Linked DNA regions of Homo sapiens: region 1 is linked to region 2. Evidence: chromatin loops called from intact Hi-C (ENCODE). Cell type or tissue: Caco-2. All regions are shown on one strand. Links, peaks and the distances in the headings refer to the core of each region. The heading gives the core; the rest is flanking DNA. Region 1 overlaps WDR72 (WD repeat domain 72). Region 2 overlaps LOC105370826 (a long non-coding RNA gene).

Region 1 (2,931 bases), core at 223-2,722, 73 kb before region 2:
TCTCCTTTTCTACTTCCCAACCTACACGTTTTCTCTTTGTAATACTCCTTCCATCCTATATCCTTATAATCTGTTTCAGATTCTGAGAGTTTAGATAATTTGATTTGAGTTGGCTTTCATGCCTGGTTTGAGTAAGACAAAATGACTTCATGGACCCCATCCTTACATATAAAAGGAATAGAAAGAGTTGGGAGTATACTGATTCTCCCTTTGGATTGAGGAGAGTATGAGTCCACAGGAACACATACTGCTCCATAACCTTGTCTATTCGTTCAGCAATCATTGAGAACCTCCTTATCGCTGAGAAACTGAAACCAAGAAGGAACACTTTCTCTTTTAGGAAAATGCCAATCTTCCTTAATTCAGAAAGGGCCTCAGAAGTCCTCATTAGTTCCAACACTAGTGTAGTGGCCATTTACCCTCTTAGTATCCTGTTCAATTGTATACTCAGTAGTTGGTTGGTCTTGGATTCTTAGCTGGCAGAATATTTGAGTCTCAAAGCTGGAAGGTATCAAAGAGGCTGTGTACTTCAACTCCCTCATTTTATAAAGGAAAGAACCTGAGTTTAGGGAAGTGAAACGGCATGCCCAAGGTTACACTATTAGGAGCAGAGGTAAGATTGAAACCTGTTTAAGGATTTGTTTTGTTTTGTTTTTTGTTTTTAACAATACAACACATTCCCTCTCTGGGAACTCATAAGTTCACCTCTTTAATGAAATTTTTTATATTCTTTTAAAAAAAAAAAAAAAAATATATATATATATATATATGGGCTAAACAGTGTGGAATATTATTTTCCATCCAAAAATAAGTCAGACAGGGTTTCCTTCTTTATGCAGACTTCCTTTTGGCATTAATAAGAAGTTTTTGGACATTTTTGATTAAGCTTGAGCTGTAAACCCTAACTAGACCTTGAGATTTTCCCTTAAAACTGCAAGTGAAATTAATCATTGATTTTTAAAAAGTTTTTATTGTGCCTTGCATTAGGCTGGAAGTGCAGTATCTGCTTGCTTATCAGCCTTACTGAGGCAGCCCATTGCTCAAAGTCCTGAATAACAGAACAATTTGAGAGGAATACAGCAATGTTTAAACAGATTCCGTAAGCAATTGATACCTCTTTCTCATTTATCTTCCCCAAACTTGGCTGGGGGTCTAGCCATACTTCTCACCTGTGGAAGTTTGCTATAGACAGATTTTTCCCCTAAGCCTAAATAGTCAATAATTTAATCCTCTCTGTGTGTATTTAAATGAAATAATAACTTAAATTCTCTACATCTAGGTAATAATACAAAAATAATAGTTACTCTTCACAACATTTCAGAAAATTCATTTTTTATTAGTTGAAAAATAGATCCTCTTTAAAGCGATTCATTCTAGAAAATGCTACCCACAAAATAATATTCCATATTAGATTACAACTGCAGGAAGATGGCAAAACACATAAGTCTAACCTTAACTCATCTTGCTAAACTTGTCTGTAAAATAGTTATTAGTTATAAAGAAGCGTTAGATACCTAATTTAATTGGGGGCATTTCTACATGATTCTTCCCCAATTTCCAGTTCACACTGAAGACAAAGTAAGCCTAAAGTCTAATGCAATATGTAACTATTGCTATTCAAATATAATCAGGAAGTCCTAGCACTTGATTATCTGAATAGATACTCTTAAAGTAAGGGTGATGTGTACACAGCTCTTTAGCCAGATAAGTTTTCCTGATAAGACATCTGTCCAGAGAGATGCCACTTGTAAACTGAATTTGGAGTCTGTTCAAATGACATCATCTTTGTTTACAAATTTAGTGTTACCACTTAACATCTTTTCATAGATTATGCCTCCCTCTGATTTAAAATATCTTGCAGTCTTTTGAGATCTGCCAGTATTGCATTAATATTTTCTTCTACCTGAATTTTATGTAGCTTTTCTCACTTCCATACTTCTAGAATGCTATCTTTTAGTTTATTTTATAGTGACTCTTTAAAATTGGAGAGAGATCTGAATTATAAAGCAGGATGGCATTCAACTCTTGGCTACCATATTGAGCTAGTAACTTTGAATTCAAATCTTTGAGTTCTTTTTCACTGCTTATTTCACAGGCCTGAGCTATCTTTTAGTCTTTCCTGACCTCTGCATCCTGTACATTATTTTTGTGCCCCTGATTAATGTGTAATTAAGATTTTTGTTTGGCTTTGGTCTGGTACTGCAGTGGTTTATTCTATTCAGTTGCCCAATATTTCAAACTGCTCTATCTTTTAATTAATGATTTTCCTATAAATATCCTCATTACTTCCAAAAAGCCTATACAGATGACGAATGAGATCTATTTTTAAATCATTCATAAGTTATTGTATTGAAAATGTTATTTAGGACTGCAGATTTTATTCACACTGTAAATTATAGGGTTTTTTCAATGGGCTCCATCTGTCCAACAGCAGTTGCCTAGCTTGGAAGATCCAGCCACTGTTTGTGGACGTGGATGGAGACTTTTTTCCAGTGGCCACTCTCTTGCTGGGGATGTGGAAATGTTTCTGGGGGGAGTTGTTCGCTGCCTAGGCCTAGCCCCCTTTAACAGCTAATACCATCTTTCTGCAAGTGAGGAGAAAAGGAAGAACGGAATTTTTAGAGAATGACTGAAACCAAAATAGAGAACAGAGCAGGTGGAGGAGTATTATCACCGATGGCCCTGCTACCACTTTTCTAATTTTAACAACAAATCCTGCTATAGAGTCTTCCTCATACTATCTCCTGAATTTCCTCTTACAGTGTTCTTGAATGTGATTTAAAAACTATTGGTTTCATCTTCTCTTTGGCCAAACAATTCATTTCTTTAGGATCTAGAAGAATTACACTAATAGTTAAATGCACCATAGTGAAACACATCCATACGAAGTTCATAGATTCCTCTCTTCTCTAGCTACCAAAGATATTGCAA
Region 2 (2,931 bases), core at 305-2,804:
GGGAAAGCAAGAGAGAAGGATGTAATTGTGCCAATTCATCTGGCCAGGAGACTGAGGGCACAATGTCCTTTGGGCAGAATAAATTGTTATTTTGGGACCTTGTGTTGATCATTTTGGCAGTAGTATCCTGGAGGGACAAATCCAGAGTTGCAGAAAGAGGTTTGGGTGCCTGGGGCAGGGAGTCAATTAGTTATAGGGCTCTCCTTTTTCGCACCCATATTTATACAGGGCGAATATCCATTAACACTCCAATTTAATAAAGTAACTGACTTATATTGTATAGCCTTATTTTAAAAGCTTATGATAGTCTATATTAACTTGTCATAATAAAAATAAACAAATACATTTTACAACTTGCAATATTTAACACACATCAGAATGCTGAAATTAAAAAAACAAAAGCATACACCTGTATGTCTTATGATATTTAAGGTCTGGGTCTGTTTACCCCACAATTTCTCTTCTCATAGTTAATAAAAAACATGTATATATTATGTTTTAAGAGGAAATATTTTTTGTTCTGTTTCTGTAAGAGCATCTGGGCCTTATTACCAATTACCCTTGCAGCCTTGAATTGGCAGCAGCCATCCACATCAATGTAAAATTAAATACAGCTCTCAGATTAAAGGGCTAAGAAATTAGCAATAACCTTTATTAAATGTATATGAAAATTGAAAGTAAACATTTTTGTCAAGCATATATATATATATATATACACACACACACACATTTTCAACTGTTGAAACAAATAAAAAATGCCCTACCAACAGAATCTACTTTAAAACATTTTTTTTTATTGGAAAGTGCCATTCCATTGTTCTAAGCCTCTCAGACCACACTAGACACTTTCCAATTTTGACTAAGACCTGGCCCTCACATGTGGCCCAGAAGGGAGGGACAGAGAAGATAGCAGCATGCAGAGGCCAGGTTAGGACTCAGCAGCCATCTCTTGGACCATTTAATTAATTCACCAGATAAAGGGAAAATGTGGAAATTGCAGGGTTAGGACCATTAAATTCATCAGATAAAGGGAAAATGTGGAGATTGTTAGGGCTGAGTAACTCCCTTTTTCAGCTAATACTCTTCTTTTTTCTTCTTTAAGATTGTCACCTATCACTTTATGTTTCCCCCTCCCCCTCTTCCTCCTCATCTTTCTTTTTCTTGACCATCTCTAATTAATAGAATACAGGATCTACTATGATGAAGGTAGCTATGGGGGCTCTTGACTGGATAAGCCCTATACAGAGGCAAAGTGCCCAGGGGACTGTGGAGGAAGAAAGATAAATGAATTTCTGCCCCTTTAGAACCTGGAGAAGTGCCACCACTGACAACAAAAGGAGAAAGGAGTTGACAGCAAGACAAAGGGACTATTGCTTTTGTGTGTGCCTTAGTACACACTTTTCATATGTAATCAACTGAAGTAAATAATATTTGTCTCACATTTTCCATTATATAATAGGTTTTTTTTTTCAACGTTCATTTAGAAAATGTGTGTCCTTCCTTGAGTGGCATAACCTGCCTAATGCAATCTCTTTCATCTGTGTTGATATTGACCTTTCACATGAGATACATTCCTCCTTGTGTGACCCATTCCACGTGTCACCAGAGCATCTCAATAGTTAAATTTTTACATGATGGAGAATGCATCACTGAAAAGCAAACATTTTTGAGATGTTTCTGCATCTGTTTTAAAACGCAGCTTGGCTATTATCAGATTCATACGTTTACACAGTGCTCTGTCCCACGCAACTTGTAAATATTTGATAAATGTTACTTTTTAATTCCTGATAACATTATGAAAGTGTTAAGAAATGTTATGGCCGATAACCTCTTTCCGAGCCTAAGACTCACATTTACCATGTAAAGTTATTGATTGACTAGAGCAAAATGATTTTGTTTTCAGGGAAACAAAGTCCCTCAGAGGCCACATTCAAACTTTCCCTTCATTTAATTGTACGTTGTCCAAGGACAGAGATAAGATATTTTTTTCCTGCTGTTTCTCAAGCAGGTCAACCTGGGTCTACCAAGACCAAATATTTATGGACATATGTGAGTATGCAGTTCCCTAATGACAAATGTGTGATAATATGTCAGAATGAAAGATTTTTGAGACAGTAATGTTGACTGTCTGAGTTGGGCATTTACTTAAGCTGTGTTGCTGGGAAGCAAGTACCTGGCCTTCAATCAAATAAAGCATTTTCTAATGAATGAGTTCACATTCTGAAGTGTAACCTCCAAGATCAGGACATCCAGGTACAAAGGCATCGTCCCGTGCAGAAAGAGTCAGCGATTTTTACGCAAGCTTGAGAATCCTTCACTTCGAGCATATGCTACACAGTGGAGCAACCTTCACTAGTTTAGTTTAATGAACAAAGCATCAAAAAATACTCTGAAATTTGATAGGAAAATAGTTTTAAATTTGCATACTATATGATGCTATTTATACAAAATATAAATTTATTTTATGCTAATACAATACAAGATGTTGGTTACCCTAACAGGCAGTGACTACAAGAGGTGTGATGGAGGGATTTGGAAGGTACACATAATGTTTTGTTTCTTAATCCATGTACTGGTTACATGAGTGTGTCTGGTTTGTGAAAGTTTCTTAAACTCTAGTTATTTTATTTATTTATATATACATATATATTTGATAAAAGTGTTCACTTTCAATTTTCATATACATTTAATAAAAGTTATGCACACACACACATATCAAAAGTCTACATATGTCCTTGTTTAGTCTTACTTCTACTTTTTAAAAAGATGCATTCTCTTTCTTTCAAGTTCAAAGGCATCTTTTGAGGAAATACATTTGTATTTTCCTTGAACTTGGTACGTACACACCTACATATATTTCTTCAAGAAATCTCTAGCATGTCCAACTTAGTTTTTGAGTAATTATTCTTACAAGTGAAAACTTGTTCTCAT

The links. Hi-C counts contacts between places; a loop is a spot of excess contacts. Peaks named below come from ENCODE experiments on the same cell type or tissue, not always from the same donor. Only the 100,000 strongest peaks of a DNase experiment are listed, where the experiment ranks them.
Region 1: it touches region 2 in a loop (10-fold over the local background); 2 of 110 quality-filtered maps call a loop at or near these places.

The regions. Positions count from the first base shown.
Region 1 is chr15:53,526,985-53,529,915 of GRCh38, reverse strand. All of the region lies in intron 18 of WDR72 (WD repeat domain 72), which reads left to right. The region is part of intron 5 of LOC105370826 (a long non-coding RNA gene); the gene reads right to left. Among named protein-coding and RNA genes, the nearest start is that of WDR72, 230 kb to the left of the region's middle. In Caco-2, for the core only: no CTCF peak of the experiment used is centred there; no DNase peak of the experiment used is centred there.
Region 2 is chr15:53,454,074-53,457,004 of GRCh38, reverse strand. All of the region lies in intron 1 of LOC105370826 (a long non-coding RNA gene), which reads right to left. Among named protein-coding and RNA genes, the nearest start is that of WDR72, 300 kb to the left of the region's middle. In Caco-2, for the core only: no CTCF peak of the experiment used is centred there; DNase peaks (open chromatin) are centred at 1,634 and 2,244.